3 separate regions of the Homo sapiens genome follow, and regions 1 and 2 are each linked to region 3. Evidence: chromatin contacts called from ENCODE Hi-C or POLR2A ChIA-PET data. All regions are on one chromosome and are shown on one strand. The core of a region is the stretch at or near the end of the contact, and the rest is flanking DNA. Distances in the headings are between cores, read along the strand shown.

What was found. A loop is a pair of places that touch in the nucleus more often than their neighbours do. ChIA-PET counts read pairs that join two places held with the same protein, here RNA polymerase II (POLR2A). Pooled maps may share reads with other maps.
Region 1: a map of natural killer cell shows a loop between it and region 3 (15-fold over the local background). The contact joins the promoter of HDC here to the promoter of AP4E1 in region 3. A Hi-C loop is called at or near these places in 1 of 168 maps with a recorded cell type or tissue (natural killer cell) and 10 of 50 pooled maps. POLR2A ChIA-PET finds 5 or more read pairs at or near these places in 1 of 52 experiments (K562).
Region 2: a map of naive thymus-derived CD4-positive, alpha-beta T cell shows a loop between it and region 3 (21-fold over the local background). The contact joins the enhancer-like site here to the promoter of AP4E1 in region 3. A Hi-C loop is called at or near these places in 11 of 168 maps with a recorded cell type or tissue (CD4-positive, alpha-beta memory T cell, Caco-2, Calu3 and 8 more), 6 of 37 single-sample maps with no recorded cell type and 18 of 50 pooled maps. POLR2A ChIA-PET finds 5 or more read pairs at or near these places in 5 of 52 experiments (PC-9, T-cell, activated CD4-positive, alpha-beta T cell and 2 more).

What each region holds. Positions count from the first base shown.
Region 1 is chr15:50,264,413-50,267,112 of GRCh38, reverse strand. HDC (histidine decarboxylase) reads left to right here and starts at 1,387. Exons shown (of 12, transcript NM_002112.4): 1 at 1,387-1,520. The coding sequence starts at 1,490.
Region 2 is chr15:50,133,501-50,136,200 of GRCh38, reverse strand. It overlaps a transcript of ATP8B4 not described here. Among named protein-coding and RNA genes, the nearest start is that of ATP8B4, 16 kb to the right of the region's middle. Within about 2 kb of position 1,285, at least 4 of the 41 ENCODE cell types and tissues checked have a DNase peak (open chromatin) inside an H3K27ac peak, as active enhancers do; they include mammary epithelial cell, where a contact is called at or near this core.
Region 3 is chr15:50,907,252-50,909,951 of GRCh38, reverse strand. It overlaps AP4E1 (adaptor related protein complex 4 subunit epsilon 1), which reads right to left and starts at 1,269. Exons shown (of 21, transcript NM_007347.5): 1 at 1,024-1,269. The coding sequence starts at 1,173. RefSeq lists enhancers at 193-934, 981-1,150, 1,171-1,460, 935-1,676.

The DNA.
Region 1 (2,700 bases), core at 138-2,637, 640 kb after region 3:
GGGAAAGACAGTTTTGCAATACGTTAAGTTTGAGGTGCCTCAGAGTCATAAGAGAGGATTTGTCAGAAAGGCAGTTGGATATAAGATTTTGAAGCTCAAAAGACAGGGAGGGCCTGATGGTATGTTTAAACCTATACGGATATCACATAGGTAACATTTCAAGCCTAAGAAATGGGCCGGGCGCAGTGGCTCACACCTGTAATCCCAGCACTTTGGGAGGCTGAGGCGGGTGGATCACTTGAGGTCAGGAGTTCGAGACAAACCCAGCCAACATGGTGAAACCCCATCTCTGCTAAAAACACAAAAATTAGTGGGGCATGGTGGCACATACCTGTAGGCCCAGCTACTCAGGAGGTTGAGGTGGGAGAATTGCTTGAACCCGGGAGGCAGAGGTTGCAGTGAGCCAAGATTGTGCCACTGCACTCCAGCCTGGGCGACAGAGCAAGACTCCGTCTAAACAAAACAAAACAAAAAAAGCCTTAGAAATGGGCAATGCCACCAAAGCAGAAAGATGAAAGGAGGGCAATGCCCTGAGGTGTGCCAGCATTGGAGGAAACAAACAGCCAGAGATGTAGGAGGAAAGCCCAGAGAAACTGTGAGCTGCAAGGATGAAGTAGTAACAAATAAAATGCCACCAAGAGAACCAGAAGGACGACTGGAAACAAATAAACAAGAAAGACTATTGCATTTAGCAACGTGAAAACGTTGGATTACTTTTTACTCAGAAATCAAACCCCAAGGATAGTGTTTCCCCTCCCTACAGGGGTTTCTGCAGGTCCCTTTACACGCCCCCCTTCTACTTCTTTAAGTGCTAAAAGTGATTAATTTGGGGTGATGTTTTAATTTCTATTCTTTTTGGCTTATAACTGTGTTTTTTCATTCTTTGCAACAACAGATAGTATGTTGTAATAGAAAAATCCATTGTGGTCAATGATAACTTCTGCCTGTTCCTGGGCACAGGGGGCATCACTATTAGTGCCTGTTCCTCCCTCCCTACTGCTGATAAGGAAACAGGGGCAGGAATAATACTAATAATTTGTGCTACTTTTTCTGCATACCCTTGGCCTTATTCTGGTCTACTGAGCTGGGAGCTTGTCTGAGGCTGGAGCTCTATTGTCTGAATCCAGGGGCAGAAAGAACTGAGGGCTCTTTTACGGCATCCACCTGGAGGCTGCCTGCAGGCTTGGGTTGCTAAGTGCACTGCTTAATTTAGAAGCGCCTTTTATCCTGGCTCTCTTGACCAGTCAAAGTTGTGGTCGCTGTTTTCTACAAGGACTGGGGAAAGAAAGGGTGGAATTAATTAAACCTGGAGGAAGGGACTTTGAAGGGCGGAGCTAAGGTCAAAGAAAGAACCCTTTAAATAAAGGGCCCACACTGGCTGCCAGGGAGTGCGCAGGACTGGCAAGAGGGAAGCCGGGCTGCTCCACGCCTTTCACGCCTTCCACCTCCTGCGTGTCCATCTGTGAGAAGGAGCCAGAGCCCAAGGGAGATGATGGAGCCTGAGGAGTACAGAGAGAGAGGTGAGCAACGGGCATCCCTGGCCCTCTTCCCTGCTGCTACTCCTGCAGGAACGGCTGCTGGTGGGTGGCCCTTAGATTCTGGGGTGACATTTGATGGGAGCATTAGAATTGCCTTCTGAGAGTTGGCACCAGCAACATTTTTTTTTCTGCGAAAGGAATGTGGGATCAGAGTGTAAAACTTTTCTCAACCACTCTTTCATTCTCCCTCTCATATACCCACTCTCACATATGTCCACACTACCGTGCCTTGCTTTTCCTCCCCACTTTCCCACAAAATTGAGGATTTGGATCCCTGAGCCACTAGATGGGAAAAGGGGATTGTTCATATTCTGAAATAGAAAAAAATTTTCTCAATATTCTGTAATCACTGCAAATCCTTTCTTTCTTAACATTCATTCCTTCATGTGTGAATCTATCAGCAGTGTTCTTTCATTTAGTCATTCATTTCATAAATATTTAGTAGGTGCCTACTCTGTATCAGGCAAAACCAAGTGGTTATCCAGTTCTCAGGCATGGATCTCCCTTAGCAGGAAAGTAGGTAGTTGCTTAAAAAAGAATCTTGAATGTCTATTTCTATAATGTTTTATATCCTCCTACTCACTAATTAGTGTGCGTTAGCTTATTCCATTGCTTTCCTAAGGCACTGTCAGCTGAGAGCAAGTTCCTGTGGATATTTATCTTCTGAGTGGAACACAAATACATTTAGCACTGTTCCTGGATCAGTGGAGGGTTAGGTCTAGAGCTCTCAGATCTCTGGTGGGGCCCTGCTGGAGAAGAACCAGGATGTGAGAGGGTTGAAGGGGAGCAGAAGGAAGATAGAATGGTGTGGAAATCTACCTTTGTCTCATAAGTTTTGTCTGGGGTTGGTTCTGTTCTTAAGAACTTTGCATAAGCTGATGCAGAGGGGAGAAACTGAGTCCCCTCTCCTAGGTAAAAGCAGCCCAGGGAGTACTAAGGAATGGATGTTGAGACAGACAAAGAGATATGTACACACACACACATGCACACACAGCAACAGAGGCACTGAAGACTGCAATCTGAAAGAATAAATAATTTGCAATAGTTTCAGAGTGTTCAACTTGACTTTTTTTTCCTTCCTTACTCATATGTTCATTCACTTGATACATTTTTTTTTAGCATCTAAAAAATATCCTAAGCACTGAGGTGTTGATGGAGGCAG
Region 2 (2,700 bases), core at 36-2,535, 770 kb after region 3:
TCTCCCTGAGTGCCAGACACACGGCCCTCATAAATCCTGGGCTAAGAGCAGAGAGGGGTGGTCTTGTTTACTTAAACTCTGGGATGGAATGGGCATGCTTAACATCACAGTAATCGACTCAATCAGGGGATCCAAATGGAATTGCTGCTACTCGTGTGCATTTAAATGTCATGGTTATATCAATAGTTCGGAAGAGGAAAGTATCCACGCTCAAGGTTGGATTAAATAAAACAGCTTCACCTTTCATTGAAATGTACATGAAAGAATTATTAAACGTCAGAGGACCGTTCAGTTTAATTTTGGGGAGATATGAGTTTACCAGTGAGAATTTAGCATTCTTCTGTAGGCCCTTTGAAGCTACATGTGTGTTCCCTTAATTGGATAGAAAGTTTCCCCATTGGATATAAGAGGAGCCTAGGACATTTCTCTTTATGGTACTCTGCTTCAACGGCATAGGTATTTAGTTACAGTTTTATGTATGTCAGGTTTCAGTTATTATGACTGGTGAAAATATGTCCAGAAAGTAGACTCCAATTCCTTGTTTAGCGGAAAGCATTTGCTTATTGTGCCACCAGGTAAAGTCTCATTTGGAATTCTTGTGCTTGGATTTTTAATGAGTTTGTTCCCCATACTTAGTTTAGATTTACAGAATGTCTAGGGGCGTGGCCATATGTGCACATAAAAGGTCACATAAAGTGATCTCGGGCAGATATGACAGGTCAGATGCTCTGGGTATAGCTCAAGCAATTCCCGCAAGCCGCAATGATAATGATTCATGGAAATGGGGTTAAAATGAAAGGTTCTCTGAAGTGTGACACCGTCAAGTGATGGTGGAGTGGTTAAAGATTGAGAGCAATATGGAAAAACTATTCAGAATATTGTTGGAGGGAAAATCCAGATAATGAAATGTAGAGTACCTCCTTATCAACCTACAAGCTGAATTTGTCACACTAAATATTTAATGAAGAGAAAACTGAGAAAGTTTAGAGATGAATGATGTGTCACACTCATATCTCAAAAGGAGAAAAGATAGCTTTTAGATTTCAACCAGCTAAGGACTAAAGGACTGGGGACATAAAACCATTTAAATTTTCCTCTAAGATTAGATTTTGAGGCTCTAAGTTAAGGCTTGTTGTTCTAGACAACCCACTTGAACATTCAGAAAACCTGAAGAATCTTTTTAACAATGTTCAGGTTTTGTTTTACTGCTGTGAGAGTAAAAATAACTTCACCCTCACATCTGATGAGTCACAGAGTGACTGTTGAGCTTGAAATGTTCTCTACTTCTGCTTTGTGATGAGCTAGCTGAGCATTGGTATGCAGAACTCAAACAGATGGACCAGAATTTGTTCCACGTTCACTCTCCTTATTTTTGTCAATGCCACCAACATTCCCCTAGCCATTAGGGCAAAGAATGTGACATCATCTTTGACATTTTACCTCTTCCTTCCCCTTCTGTTGCCAAATGTTGTCAGTTCTATATTTGGAATATTTCTTGAATCTATACTTTGTTCTCCATTCTTGTTGACACTGCCTTAGGCTATTATTGTCATGTACTAGGATAATTGTAAGGGTCATAATCTAACCCTAACATATGTTTTTTCCCCTGATTTCCCGTTATCTCCTATGCACTCCACTTGCCAGATAGACTGAAGTACAGTATTTGATGTTCTTTGCAGATACTCTGTTTTCTGACTTCTCTGTCTTTGTTCCTGCTGTTCTTTCTACTTGAATGGCTTTCACTCCTTATTGTTGTATACAGGAATCACACCAATTTTCAAGGACTAGCTCAAGAGCTTTCTCTTCCCCAAAGTCTGCTCTGATCTTGACCCTCTTCTCACTTGCCTTTCTTTCCCATTGCAACTTTCTTTCCACCTTTATAAGAGCGCTGATCATTGCATAGTTTACTTGCCATAGTTATTTTTACATTATGTTTTATTTCTTCTGCTAAACTCCAACTTTTAATTTTTATTTATTTTTACTTTTGACAGTCTATTTTTCTTTTTTTCCATTTCCCTCTCACTGACAGTCTATCATTCTTACATATTAATTTATTTTTCCTTAGTTTTACTGAGGTATAATTTATGAATAAAAATTATCTATATTTAAGGTATACAATGTGATGATTTGATATACATATACATTGTGAAATAGTTACCATAATCAAGCTAATTAACATATCCAATCACCACACAGTTACCATTTTTTTATTTTAAATTTTTATTTTTTATAGAGGTGGGGTCTTGCTATGGTGCCCAGGCTGGTCTTAAGCTCCTGGCCTCAGCGATCCTCCTGCCTTGGCCTCCCAAAGTGTTGCGATTCCATGCATGAACCACCATACCTGGCTCATTATTTTGTGTGTGTGGAGAGAATGCTTAAGATTTACTCTCTTAGCAAATTCCAAGTATACAATGCAGTATTATTAACTATAATCATCATGTTGTATGTTAGATCTCCAAAACATATTCATCTTATGACTGAAAGTTCATAAATTTTGACCAACATCTCCCCATTTCTCTAACCCCAGCCCCTGGCAACTGCTTATTATGCTCTCTGCTTCTGTGAGTTTGACTTTCTTATTTTTAATTTATTTTTGTTTTTTATTTTTGATACAGGGTCTCACTCTGTCACCCAGGCTGGAATGCAGTGGCGTGATCATGGCTCACTGCAGCCTCCACCTCCCCAGACTCAGGTGATTCA
Region 3 (2,700 bases), core at 20-2,519:
ACACTTTGGGACGCCAAGGCGGGCGGATCGCGAGGTCAGGAGATCGAGACCATCCTCGCTAACACGGTGAAACCCCGTCTCTACGAAAAGTACAAAAAATTAGCCAGGCAGTGGCGGGCACTTGTAGTCCCAGCTACTCGGGAAGCTGAGGCAGGAGAATGGCGTGAACCCGGAAGGCGGAGCTTGTAGTGAGCCCAGATCGCGCCACTGCACTCCAGCCTGCGCGACAGAGCGAGACTCCGTCTCAAAAAAAAACAAAAATTAAAATTTTTAAAACCTTAAGGCTCCAGCGAGCCGAGATCGAGATCGCACCATTGCACTCCAGCCTGGGCGACAGAGAGAGACTCCGTCAATAAAAATTTAAAAATTTTAAAAGTTTAAGAATTTTTATAACTGCTCATTTTCAAAGCCCACTTGAGGCAGAGACTTAGCAAATTTTACATTTTGAGAGAACTGTGCTTTTTCTTTGCCCAACACGTTGTTGTAACCCAAGAACCTCAAGCTCCCCAAAGATATTCAACAAGAGGCTCACAGGATCTCTTCAGGTATGCGACATCTGAACTGTTGTTCAGTTGAAGGCACCGGGGGAGAGAAGGAAACTGAGTAGGGAAAAAAAACTTTGTGGAAGGTAAATAATGTCTGACACTTCCATCGCACTAGGTATTTTCACACGCTTGACATCTCACCCAATCCTCAAAACAAACAAAAAACCTATGAATTATGTATCAGTACTTTTCCACCACAACGTTGAGAAAACACACGGAGGCTCAGAGGTTACAGAGATGTGCCCCCGATCAAAGAGTCAGTGTCAGAACTAACTGTGGAAACTCGGCTTCCCTGCTGTCAGTCCCAGCAGGAAAGTGAAGCTTCCAGGCAGACGAAAGGACGAACCGACACAGCAGCCCCTGAGCCCCGCCGGAGGGCTAACCCCAGAGGCCCTGAAGTCTCGCCGCCCGGCCAGGGCCTCCTGGCGCGGGGGCCTCACTCCGATGTCCCTGAGCTCCCGGGCCGGCGGGCACCTACGTGCTTGGAGGTGAGGGCTGTGATGCCGCGGACAAGGCTGCCCAGCCTCGAGGAGAAGGACGCCTTGGCGGCCGCGGGCCCACCACCGGGCTGGTTCTGCAGAAAGAGTCCCGGCAGCGCCGTCAGCGTCTTCTCCACTATGTCGCTCATCGCCGCCGCCGCCCGCGATGCCGCCGCCGCCCGCGATCCCGTAGCCGCCCGGCTTCATGCCCGGCCGCCGCTGCCGGCCCGGCCTCCGTAGGCACTTCCTGTTTTTTGAATAAGAAATCTTTATTGGCGTCCCACCTGAACAAGTTCAGCGTCGTTCTCGCGAGAGGCCACCAGAGGGCGCAAGAGACCGCGGGGGTGGAAAAGGCCGCTCGCTCGAGATTGCGCGCGTAAGTAGACCTCCTTTCTCGCGACGGGGTAGCGGTTCCGGAATCCCCCAGAACCGTGAGTCCTCCTGAGGAAGCCGTCGGGGGCCTGGCCCTGTTAGGCACTGTCTCCCAGAGTCCCCCTTTCCCACTAGCCGCCTCCGCGTAGCCCGAGACCGCGTCAGGAGTTGCGTCTTCCTGGCTGCGCCTTTTTCGGGACGTCCCCGCGCCGTCCGCCGCCTCTCACTGTCCCCGGAGCGCGCGCCACCCGCCCGCTTCCCACAGGCGGTTTCACGCGGGTCCCCGGCGCCGCGCGCGGCTCCGGCCCTGGCGACTCTTGGGACACCCGAGTAGTTGCGTGATAGCGGGGCTGTCCTGAGGATTCGGCGTGCCAGGTTGAGAGCCCGTCGCGTGCCGGGGACTCGCGGCCACTGTCGCTTCCCGTCCGCCCCTCTTCTCCTGGGATTTGGGGAGGTGGGCGGGAAAGAGAACTGGTCGGCGGCCACCCTTGCCGACTCCTCCTCAGCAGGTCGCAGTTGAAAGGTCATCCTTCTAGAGCCCACTCCCCTGGCCCGGCGGGCAAGGATAGGTCTCCAAGTCCCACCCTCTCACAGCGCTCGGTTCTGTTCCACTTTAGAACAGGTCGCAGTTGCCACTACGTAAACAGCTCCCCATAGAGAGAGTATTTTATTCATTCCGATTGCTCCGTCTTTTATCTAGAACAGAGTCTGGTACAATGGCTCTCGAAATGTGGTCTGGTGACCTCAGGGTCGCTGAGACCCTTCTAGGGAATTCACAAAGTCAAAACAACATTGATAACGTTTCTTACGTGTTATTTGCCGTTTTTACCCTCATTCTGTTGGAAATGTACAGAGTTTTCAAGCGGCTAGATGACGATTGACTAGCTGGTAAAATGTATCCTGGAGTATCCTTGTGTTTTCTAGAATTTTCTAAGGTAGTAGGTTTAGGGCATAAATACGTGCGTTTTCAGAGATTAATGCAATTTGCTCTCAGTACTCCTAGTGTGTTTCTAGGAGGTAGGTTAGGTAGGTGGTGATAGCCTCCCTTCAAGGGGAACAAACTTGCTAAATAAATAGAACAAACCAGCCCATAGTGTACAAACCACATCCGAGGCTCCTGGTTAGAAAATTTTGCAGCAAAGAGGTACGAGAGCAGAAGGGAAAATCCCCAAACTCTCACAAGCGCAGAAACCCATGATCAGTGTCGTTGGGCTGAATTATACTCATTATAATAGTAAAAAAAAAAAAAAAAAAAAAACACCACTCCTGGGTGAAGATTTAAGATACTAATAAGACATGCAGTG